Linked DNA regions of Homo sapiens: region 2 is linked to region 1. Evidence: read pairs that join two places in POLR2A ChIA-PET (ENCODE). Cell type or tissue: GM12878. All regions are shown on one strand. Links, peaks and the distances in the headings refer to the core of each region. The heading gives the core; the rest is flanking DNA. Region 1 overlaps DCAF17 (DDB1 and CUL4 associated factor 17). Region 2 overlaps METTL8 (methyltransferase 8, tRNA N3-cytidine).

Region 1 (5,382 bases), core at 68-5,067:
TTCCTTCTGGTTTATATACATATACGTACCTGGACGTTGTTTTCCAAAAATGGTTCATATTAAATTCTTTCTTTACCTCTGAACATTTACTAAGAATATCTCTGTTGAATTCCATCAAGATCAAAAACTATTGTTCTGATATTTAAAATGAAAATTACTGGATAAAAAGGGTCCCATTATTTTAGAATGAAAACTAGTGGATTTAAAAAAAACAAAAAACAAAAAACCCTTTATGGTTTTTTTTTTTACTCCCAAATTACTTTTCAGAAAGGTTGAGTAAATTTATACTTCTGCCAATATTGAATGCTATATCTTTGATGTGAAAAATAGTCTCTTTTAATTTGTACTTCTCTGATTAGTTGAGATGTGATCATAAATGTTTAATTTTATTTTGTTCCTTTTTTTTGAGACAGTTTCTCACACTCCAGGCTGGAGTGCAATGGCATGATCTTAGCTCACTTCAACCTCCACCTCCCAGGCTCATGTAATTGTCCTGCCTCAGCCTCCCAAGTAACTGGGACTACAAGCTCATGCTACTACGCTTAGCTAATTGTTACATTTTTTGTAGAGGCAGAGTTTTGCCATGTTGCCCAGGATGGTCTTGAACTCCTGGACTCAAGTAATCCACCTGCCTCAGCCTCCCGAAGTGTTGGGATGACAGGTGTGAGCCACTTCGCCTGGCGCTTTTCTTTCTTTCTTTTTTTTTTTTTTTTTTTTGAGATGGAGTCTCACTCTGTCTCCCAGGCTGGAGAGCAATGGCACCATCTCGGTTCACTGCAACCTCCGCTTCCCAGGTTCAAGCGATTCTCCTGCCTCAGCCTCCTGAGTAGCTGGGATTACAGGTGCATGCTACCATGCCCAGCTAATTTTTGTATTTTGTATTTTTAGTAGAGACAGGGTTTCACCATGTTGGTCAGGCTGGTCTCGAACTCCTGACCACGTGATCTGCCTGCCTCAGCCTCCCAAAGTGCTGGGATTACAGGCGTGAGCCACTGCGCCCAGCCCCTTTTCATTTTTTTAAATGAACTTTGAAATTAAATTACTGTTGAAAGAGAAACAATTTTCAGGTGATAATTTTATTGTACCTCTTTGACATTCTCTCACTGATTCAAAAGTTTAAACCAAACAGTTTCACAAGAATGAAGGCAACTTCATATGCGATTATAACCTGTGGATAAAACACCATTGGACATTAAATAACTCAATAATATTTAATCATTAGAACACTAATTGACACCACTTACTCTAATTTAATTTTTTTTTTAAGTTAAAGCAGGAAGTTATAAACTTGACATTAAATGATCCTGAAGAATTGTTGCTCATTTTCCTAGGTGTGATAATGACATGATAAGATAACATGTCCAGATTTCCACTTCCAGCATGAGGGCATGAAGAGCTCTGTGGACAAACTCCTTGGCAAAACTGGTGAAAATCATAAAAGGACAACTATTTAAAGTCTCTGCAAATGGTCCTGGGGACATACAGCATATGAAGAAACATTTATTCAAGAAAACCTACTACTGCTCAGTAAGAATAGTGAGTCTGTGGTGTCTGAACCAGGGCATAGTCCCTTCCTTCCCAATCCCAGCTCAGCAAGATGGAAACTCCACTCCAGACTGGTGCAGCCAAGAGTACAAGGCTCCCTGTTTTCCAAGCTTCCACTCAGAGAGCTATCTTCCTAGGAGGGGTGGGATGACAGCATTTCTCATCCAGTCCCCAGCTGCCTATTGCTGGGGCTGAGTATTGGGTCAGTATAGTCAAGAGGTGGGGGTCCCTTCTTCCACCCAGCCCCTATTCATGGGATGGAGGATCTACCTTGGATGTAGCACAGCTGAGGATACTGAGGCCCTAACTGGCCTTATCCTCCTTAGAAAACAGTAGTTCTACACTGAGAGAGAGACAAGGTGGGAAGATCTGAGGTCAGTGTTTCCTCAACTCCAAGTGCGCAGCTTCTAGAGTAGGGGAGTCACTCAGAGAGAAGCATGGCATTGACTCCCACAACCAGGTAAAGAGCCTTAGTTCAAAAACTGTGCAGGAGGGGAGAAGCAGGCCATAAAAGAGATAGCTCTGTGGCTCTTTCCAGAAAAACTAATTTTATTTGCAACAGAGTGTGGAGAAGTTAAGGCCTAGGAGCACTAACAAAATCTGTGGAGTTTGTGATGAAAGGCAAATGGGAGGAGACTGGTAGACTCAGCGGAGATACAGGCTAAATTGTAGGCTGGCTAATTTGCCAGAAATAACCAGAAAAAGCTAGCAGGACAGAGCCCTCTTGGGGTTAGAACAAATCTCAAAAGCTGACTATTCTCTCTAAATTCTGGTTTCTGGTCCAAGACGAAAACAGCCTGGAAGTGCCACCCGTCTGTCCTCATAGCACGAAAAATGCTGAACAATCTGAAAATCCATAATTATTCTTAGATCCATCAGAGAATTCAGGTCACAGGGCAAACTGCTGCCTCCAAAACTGGAGAGAAAGGTGGATACTGACAATTACAGCTTTCCAGGAACATAAGCCCAGGAACAAGCCACTGGAGCCAACAATGGGGGAGACAAAAATAAGCACACTAGAGGAAATTTTAACCTCTAATACCTACGGCTACAACAAACAATAATCATAGCCGAACTCCTACTCAGATAAACATAAAATCTCACTCTAAAGGCCTATTTAATTCTTTTTATCCAATATTATCTTAAATTTGTAAAATTTTTTGAGACACTGTCTCGCTCTGTTGCTCAGGCTGGAGTGCAGTGGCATGCTGACGGCTCGAGCAGCCTTGACCTCCTGGGCTCAAGCGATCCTCCCACCTCATCCTCCCTGGTAGCTGGGACTACAGGTGTGTGCCACCATGCCCAGCTAATGTTGATATTTTTTGTAGAGATGGGGTTTTGCCATGTTGGTTAGGCTGGTCTCAAACTCCTAGGCTCAAGCAACCCCAGACGTTGGCCTCCAAAAGTGCTGGGATGACAGGAGTAAGCCACTGTGCCTGGCCTATCCAATATATCATATCATATATAGCCCTCAACCAAAAAAATGACAAGGCATGCTAACAGGCAAAATACAAAAGTTTGAAGAAACAAAACAAACATCAGAACTGGATTCAGATATGGCAGAGATTTTAGAGTTAGCAGACCAGAAATTAAAATAACAATGATTAAGCCAGGTGCGATGGTATGTGACTGTAGTTCCAGCTATACTCAGGAGGCTGAGGGAGGAGGATCACTGGAGTGCAGGAGTTTGGGGCTACAGTGCACTATTATCATACCTGTGAAAAGCCACTGCACTCTAGCCTGGGCAACAAAGCAACGCCTCATTTCTTGTTTTTTACTGTTTGTTTGGGGTTTTTTGGGGTTTTCTTTTTTGAGTCTCGCTCTGTTACCCAGGCTGGAGTGCAGTGGCATGCAATCACAACTCACTGCAACCTCCACCTCCCAGATTCAAGCAATTCTTCTGCCTTGGCCTCTGGAGTAGCTGGGATTATGGGTGTGTGCCACCATGCCCAGCTAATTTTTGTTTTTTTAGTAGAGATGGGGTTTCGCCATGTTGGCCAGGCTGGTGTCGAACTCCTAGCCTCAAGTGATCTGCCCACCTAGTCCTCCCAAAGTGTGAGATTACAGGTGTGAGCCTCCGCACCCAGTCACAAGACCTCATTTCTAAACTAATTAATTAAATAGCTGATTAACAGGATCAGAGCTGGGAAAAGTGGACACCATGCAAGAAAAGATGGGTAAATTAAACACAGATAAAAATTCTAAAAAAAAAAAAAAAAAAAAAGGAAAAAAAAGAAATACTAGAAATCAAAAAACACCATAAGAGAAATGAAGAACGCCTTTAACAGTTATCAGTAAACTGGATGCAGCCAAGGACAGAATCAGTGAGTTTGAAGATAGGTCAACAGAAACTTCCCAAGCTGGGGCAATAAAAGAGGAAAAAGAAAGAAAAAGTAGAACAGAATATTCAAGTATTACAGGAAAATTGGAGAAGGTATAACATCCACATAATGGGAATACCAGAAGGAAGAAAAAGAGAAAAATAAATATTTGAAGTAATAATGGCTGAGAATTTTCCAAAACTGACAGATACCAAGCCCCAAATCTGGGAAGCATATTCAAACTGCAGAAAATCAAAAGTGAAGAGAAAATCTTGAAAGAAGCCAGATGAAAAAAAAGCACCTTAACTATATAGGGGAACAATAAGAATTAATTTGGATTTCTCTTCAGAGAGCATAAGAGCAAGCAGAGAGAGACATAAATACCTAAAGTGTTCTGGTGGCTCGTGTCTGTAATCCTCAGCAGAGGCTGAGGTGGGAGGACTACTTGAGGTCAGGAGTATGAGATCAGCTTGGGCAACACAGCACGACTGAGACCCCTATCTCTAAAAAAATTGTTTTAAAAATAGCCACATGCCTATAGTCCTAGCTACTTGGGAGGCTGAGATGGTCGGATTGCTTCAGTCCAGGAGTTTGGTGTTACAGTGAGCTATGATTGTGCCACTGCACTCCAGCCTGGGAGACACAGCCAGACCCTGACTTTGGGGGGGAAAAAAAAAGGCACAGATAGATTAAAAGTAAAGGAATGGCAAAAGATACAATGTGTAAACACTAAACAAAAGAAAGCTGGAGTAGCTATACTAATTTCAGACAAAGTCGAATTTGGCAAGGAACATTACCAGGGATTAAGTGGGCATAAGATAATGAAAAAGGTGTCAATTCTCCAAGAAGGCATAACAATATTTAATACATATGCATCTAACAACAGAGTATCAAAACACAATGTGGCAAACACGGATAGAAATGCAAGGAGAAATAGATAAATCCACTCACTATTATAGAGATTTCAATACCCATCAGTAATTAACACATCCAGCTGGCAGAAAGTTAGTAATTATGCATATACTTAAACTGAAAGGTACCATCAGTCAACTGGATCAAACAGAATATCTCATCCAACGACAGCAGAATACACATTCTTCTCAAGCTTACACGAAACGTTCACCAAGGTAGACCACATTCTGAGCCATAAAAGACACCTTAACAAATTTAAAAGACTAGAACTAATATAAAGTATGCTCTTGGGTCATAGTGGTATTAAACCACAAATCAATAAAACAATGATAACTGGAAAATCCCAATATATTTGGAGAGTGAACAACACACATCTAAATAACACATGGGTCAAAGAAGTCCCAGGAGAAATTTAAAAATATTCTGAACTAAATGAAAATGCACATACAACGTATCAACATTTGTGGGATGCAACAAAAACAATGCTTAGAGGAAAAGGTATAGCAGTAAGTGCATATGCAGAAAAGGAGAAAGACTTCAAATCGTAATCTAAGTTTCTACCTTAGGAAACTAGTAAAAGAAGAGCAAATTAAATCCAAAGTAA
Region 2 (5,382 bases), core at 82-5,081, 100 kb after region 1:
TATTATAATATTAAAGTTATTCATTTGTAAATATAATTGTTATAAATGATAATGTATATGTTTAACAATTATCAAGACAGTAGCTAATAGTAAATATAATTCGTAGTAAAATAAATCTTTCTTTTTCCTCTTTATTTTAGTTAAGTATGAGAGAGAAGCTAGTAAATACTGGGACACATTTTACAAGATTCATAAGAATAAGTTTTTCAAGGATCGTAATTGGCTGTTGAGGGAATTTCCTGAAATTCTTCCAGTTGATCAAAAACCTGAAGAGAAGGCGAGAGAATCATCATGGGATCATGTAAAAACTAGTGCTACAAATCGTTTCTCAAGAATGCACTGTCCTACTGTGCCTGATGAAAAAAATCATTATGAGAAAAGTTCTGGTTCTTCAGAAGGTCAAAGCAAAACAGAATCTGATTTTTCCAACCTAGACTCTGAAAAACACAAAAAAGGACCTATGGAGACTGGATTGTTTCCTGGTAGCAATGCCACTTTCAGGATACTAGAGGTATTGTGCTCAAGGGACAAAAATGGGAGGTGACAAATAATTTGAAAATGTACATTCTGTATTATTTTATTAAAAATCCAGATTTTTTTTGGTGGAAAACTATCAAATGTAAATAAGCATTCAGTGTACTTCTGTGCATAAATAATATCTAAGGGACTCATGTCTTTAATCAGTCAAGTTTTAAGTTTGTGGTTTAAATCTGGTTTTGCTGGTTTTTAAAAAAAAAAAAATTGTCTGTTTTCATTTTAATCTGAGGGCAGTTTTAAGTACCAATGAAGCTTTGGCCTTAATTTTTACTCTCTTTGTTATTACCCCTTTTTAGATGAAATAGAAATAAGTGAGATATATAATTTGCTATAATCTGGTGTAGACCTTGGTTTTCTATTTTTAAAACTAAACCCTGTCTTTCTTATTTTAAAGGCAATGTATATTGATTATAGAAAATTTGCTAACAAGGAGATAATTTATCACCAATCCTACAAACAAAGGATTTCACCACTGTTAACATTTTAGTGACCTTTTTCTTCTTTTTTTTTTTTTTTTGAGACAGACTTTTGTTCTTGTTGCCCGGGCTAGAGTATAGTGGCGCCATCTCAGCTCACTGCAGCTTCTGCCTCCCGGGTTCAAGCAATTCTCCTGCCTCAGTCTCCTGAGTAGCTGGGATTACAGGCGCCTGCCACCACACCCAGCTAATTTTTTTGTATTTTTAGTAGAGACAGGGTTTCGCCACGTTGGCCAGGCTGGTTTTGAACTCCTGGCCTCAGGTGATCCGCCCGCCTCAGCCTCCTAAAGTGCTGGGATTACAGGCATGAGCCACTGTGCCTGGCTGACCTTTTTCTTCTTTTATTACTGTACATGTATTCTAAGTTTTGTTTGTTTCTATTTAACATGGCATCATAAGCAGTTTTCACTATCTTTAAAAATTCTCTGTAAATATTTTGATGGCTACAAAATATTTTACTATGTGGAGTACTATAATTTTACTTATCTATTTTCACACTACTGGGCATTTTAATTGTTTTCAGATTTTCTGAAGCAAACATTTTGGGTATAGCCTTTACCTGCATTTTCTTTTATTGTTTTAGGTTAGATTTTCTAGTTCATAATTTATGAAGATTTTTAATACTTTTAAAACATATTGCCCACTTGCTTTCTAAGAAGTTGTACTAATACCATTCCATGACAGTGTATGTCTGTTTCATCACACCCTCATTGATTGAAGTATTATTTTAATGTTTTCCACTTTGTTAGACAAAAATTGTACCTTGTTTTAATATGCGTTTCTTTGATGACTAAGTAGGTCACATACTTCAAATGTTTAGAATCATTTGTACTTCTTTTTTGTTCTGTCCATTTATTTTCTCTGCTTATCTGTTTTTTTTTTTTTCCTAATGAGCCTTGCCCTTTATCATATTCATTGCAGTTTTCTTCACAGCGTATTGGTTATTTTTAAATTTGGTTTATTTTGGGTTTTGGTGTGTAAAAAATTTAAATGTTTCCATAGTCAGATTTCTTAGTGTTTATTCCTGTGATTTATTTCATTGCTTTTGAGTTTAGAAAATTATCCTGTGCCCAGAGATCCAGTAAGTCTAATTGTTTTTTTCTTTAATAGGAGATCTGACATTGGTGACAAAAATTTAACCTTGCTTTTTTTGATATTTGCTTGTTCTTTTGATTTTAGGTTGGTTGTGGAGCTGGAAATAGTGTGTTTCCAATTTTGAACACTTTGGAGTGAGTTTTAAGAGTTTTCTTTCTACAGAATTTTACATATTTATGGAATGTTGAGAAATTCTGGGAAAATATTGTCACGTGTATGCCAGTAGTGTTTCTAATTCTTATATGAACAATGGCTCAAGCAAATTTCAAAAGAAATGTCTTAATCTCAATGTCTACTTTCATGTGAACTGGGAATTACTCTGAAAATAGTGTTTCGTAGCCATGGGTTGTCCATCATTGTTTTGAAGTAATTTTTTAAGCTTATGTGTATATGGATGAGAGAATAAGAAAAGAGGAAGCAGACTGGGCATGGTGGCTCATGCCTTTAATCACAGCACTTTGGGTGGCTGAGGCGGGTGGATCGCTTGAGGTCAGGAGTTCAAGACCAGCCTGACCAACATGGTGAAACACCACCTCTACTAAAAATACAAAATTAGCCAGGCATGGTGGCGCATGCCTGTAATCCCAGCTACTTGGGAAGCTGAGGCAGGAGAATCTGCTTGAACCAGGAGGCAGAGTTTGCAGTGACCCGACTGCGCCATTGCACTCCAGTCTAGGCAACAAGTGCAAAACTCAGTCTCAAAAAAAAAAAAAAAAAAAAAAAGAGGAAGTGATTTCATCCTTCCACTGAGCTGTGAACTGCTAAACTTCAGAGATTATTTACTCTCCCTAGATACTTAGATGTCATTTTACACATAGACAATTGAATGTAAAGCTTACAACTTAAGCCTCATTTTGTCATCCCTTCTGAAGCAACACCCTATGTAAGATGTTTGCATGCCAAATCATTGTGTCTAGGCTTAAAATTGTTTGGAGGTAGCAGCAACTAATCCTAAGACTCAAAAAAGCCGATCCTGGCTAACACGGTGAAACCTCGTCTCTACTAAAAATACAAAAAATTAGCCAGGCGTGGTGGCGGGCGCCTGTAGTCCCAGCTACTCGGGAGGCTGAGGCAGGAGAATGGCGTGAACCCGGGAGGCCGAGCTTGCAGTGAGCCGAGATCTCGCTACTGCATTCCAGCCTGGGCGACAGAGTGAGACTCCGTCTAAAAAAAAAAAAAAAAAAAAAAAAGCAGTCGGGCGTGGTGGCTCATGCCTGTAATCCCAGCACTTTGGGAGGCCAAGGCGGGCAAATCACGAGATCAGGAGTTCGAGACCAGCCTGGCCAACATAGTGAAACCCCATCTCTACTAAAAATACAAAAAATTAGCTGGGTGTGGTGGCGGGCGCCTGTAATCCCAGCTACTCGGGAGGCCGAGACAGGAGAATTGCTTGAACCCAGGAGGTGGAGGTTGCAGTGAGCTGAGATGCGCCACTGCACTCCAGCCCAGGCAACAGTGCGAAACTTTGTCTCAAAAAAAAAAAAAGCAGAGTTTGACTACAGGGACAGAGATTTGCTCCAGGCTCACCCTTCCTGTTCACCATTTCACCTGTGTCTTTTACTTTTTCCATGATGAACACACAAAACTCTTCAAACACCTTTTATCTATGGCCAATCTGCCAAGCTCTATTCTTTTTTAAGTTTACACATTTTTTTTAAGTTCACATTATTTTTCCATTATAAAATCAGCATTAGCACGTTGCAGAACATTTCCATTAGAGGAAAAGGAGAGGGAGGGAATCACTCATCATCCTAACATAGCCACTGACAAAATTTTTGTTTTAATTCCTTTCAGTCTTTATGCATATTTTTAAATGATGTGATCTTTTAAACTTTTTATTATTAAAATGTAAAAGCATCTGGGGCCTGGTGCGGTGGCTCACACCTGTAATCCCAGCACTTTGGGAGGACGAGGCAGGCAGATCACTTGAGGTCAGGAGTTTGAGACCAGCCTGGCCAACATGGTGAAACCCTGTCTCTACTAAAAATACAAAAATTAGCTGAGTGTGGTGGTGCACAATTGTAATCCTAGCTACTCGGGAGGCTGAGGCAGGAGAATTGCTTGAACCCAGGAGGTGGAGGTTGCAGTGAGCTGAGATCGCACTACTGCACTCCAGCCTGGGTGACAGAGCAAGAGACTCTGTCTCAAAAAAAATTTTTTTAATTAAAAAACATTCAGAAAAGCAAAGAGTACAGTGAATTTCCATATGCCTAACACCTCAATTCAACAATTACCAATATAATGCCAACATCATGATACTTTATCCTTGATTATTCAGGATATATCTCCCAAAACTCAGTATACTCTCTAATATTATTATAAACCTAACATAATGAATAGTGAGTAGTTTCCTACTATCATTTAATAACCAGTTAATGTGGCCAGGCCTGGGTGATGCTGGTAAATTTACAGTTCTGAATGTCCTTTCTGTTTGTGTCTTTGTTAGTTTTGTTTTCCTTTTTCTAGTTTCTGGGCTGAAATTTCAAACTTGCTTATGTCACATAGCCATATTCCTTTACCCCAGTGGTCTCTGAGCTTATAATACACGTAAATACACTACATTGGCAGTTGATTGTGTGTTACTTTATGACTGATCTCAAGGTATTATTTAGCATGTCATTTATTTATGCCTTGTCTCTCCGACCACTTTTTATATTCCTTAAGGTAGAGGGCATATTTTATCCTAATCTGATTTCCCAGGTTGCCTAACAGTACAGCTTAGTTGGAGCTCAATACATATTGCCTGATTAATATCTCTCATTCCCCCACTTGCTAGTTGTATTTTTCACCTCTGCTTCTCCCTTCAGCTTATAATTGCAAGCTCTTGGTTCCTCACTCCCTAACTCTTTCTTCTTAGCTCTGTCTTTCTTTGCCTCATACCTATGTTTTAGAAATTACTGTAGCTCAATAACCTCAGATAATTAATTCATCTTTTAAAGGCAACCAGTGATTAGCCTTCCAAAGGAATTATTAGACTTTTTTTTTCTGCTTAAGAAATTATGTTTTACTACTTTTAGAGAGTGTAGGATTAATGTTTTACATTTTCAGAATATTTTACCATAATTAGACCTCTGAAATGGAGAGGTCATATCATTCTCCAAGGATCATTTAATTCATAGACCCCTGCCAAGAGAGTGCTTGGTGGTGTGGTGGTAGTAGTGATATTTACACCTGTTTGCTGGGAGAAGAGCCAAGGTAGTCAGCTGATTTTACAGAAAGGTTCTGGAAAGTCACTGGGTGGTCACAAGACATCACCTTGGGCTGCTGATACAGT

The links. Peaks named below come from ENCODE experiments on the same cell type or tissue, not always from the same donor. Only the 100,000 strongest peaks of a DNase experiment are listed, where the experiment ranks them.
Region 2: POLR2A ChIA-PET joins it to region 1 with 10 read pairs; 7 of 35 experiments call an interaction of 5 or more read pairs at or near these places.

Annotation. Positions count from the first base shown.
Region 1 is chr2:171,437,899-171,443,280 of GRCh38, reverse strand. All of the region lies in intron 2 of DCAF17 (DDB1 and CUL4 associated factor 17), which reads right to left. Among named protein-coding and RNA genes, the nearest start is that of DCAF17, 6.4 kb to the right of the region's middle. In GM12878, for the core only: no CTCF peak of the experiment used is centred there; no DNase peak of the experiment used is centred there.
Region 2 is chr2:171,334,313-171,339,694 of GRCh38, reverse strand. METTL8 (methyltransferase 8, tRNA N3-cytidine) reads left to right here. Exons shown (of 10, transcript NM_001321154.2): 4 at 141-511; 5 at 2,193-2,242. Among named protein-coding and RNA genes, the nearest start is that of METTL8, 97 kb to the left of the region's middle. RefSeq lists a silencer at 2,797-2,856. In GM12878, for the core only: no CTCF peak of the experiment used is centred there; no DNase peak of the experiment used is centred there; H3K27ac peaks cover 3,588 bases.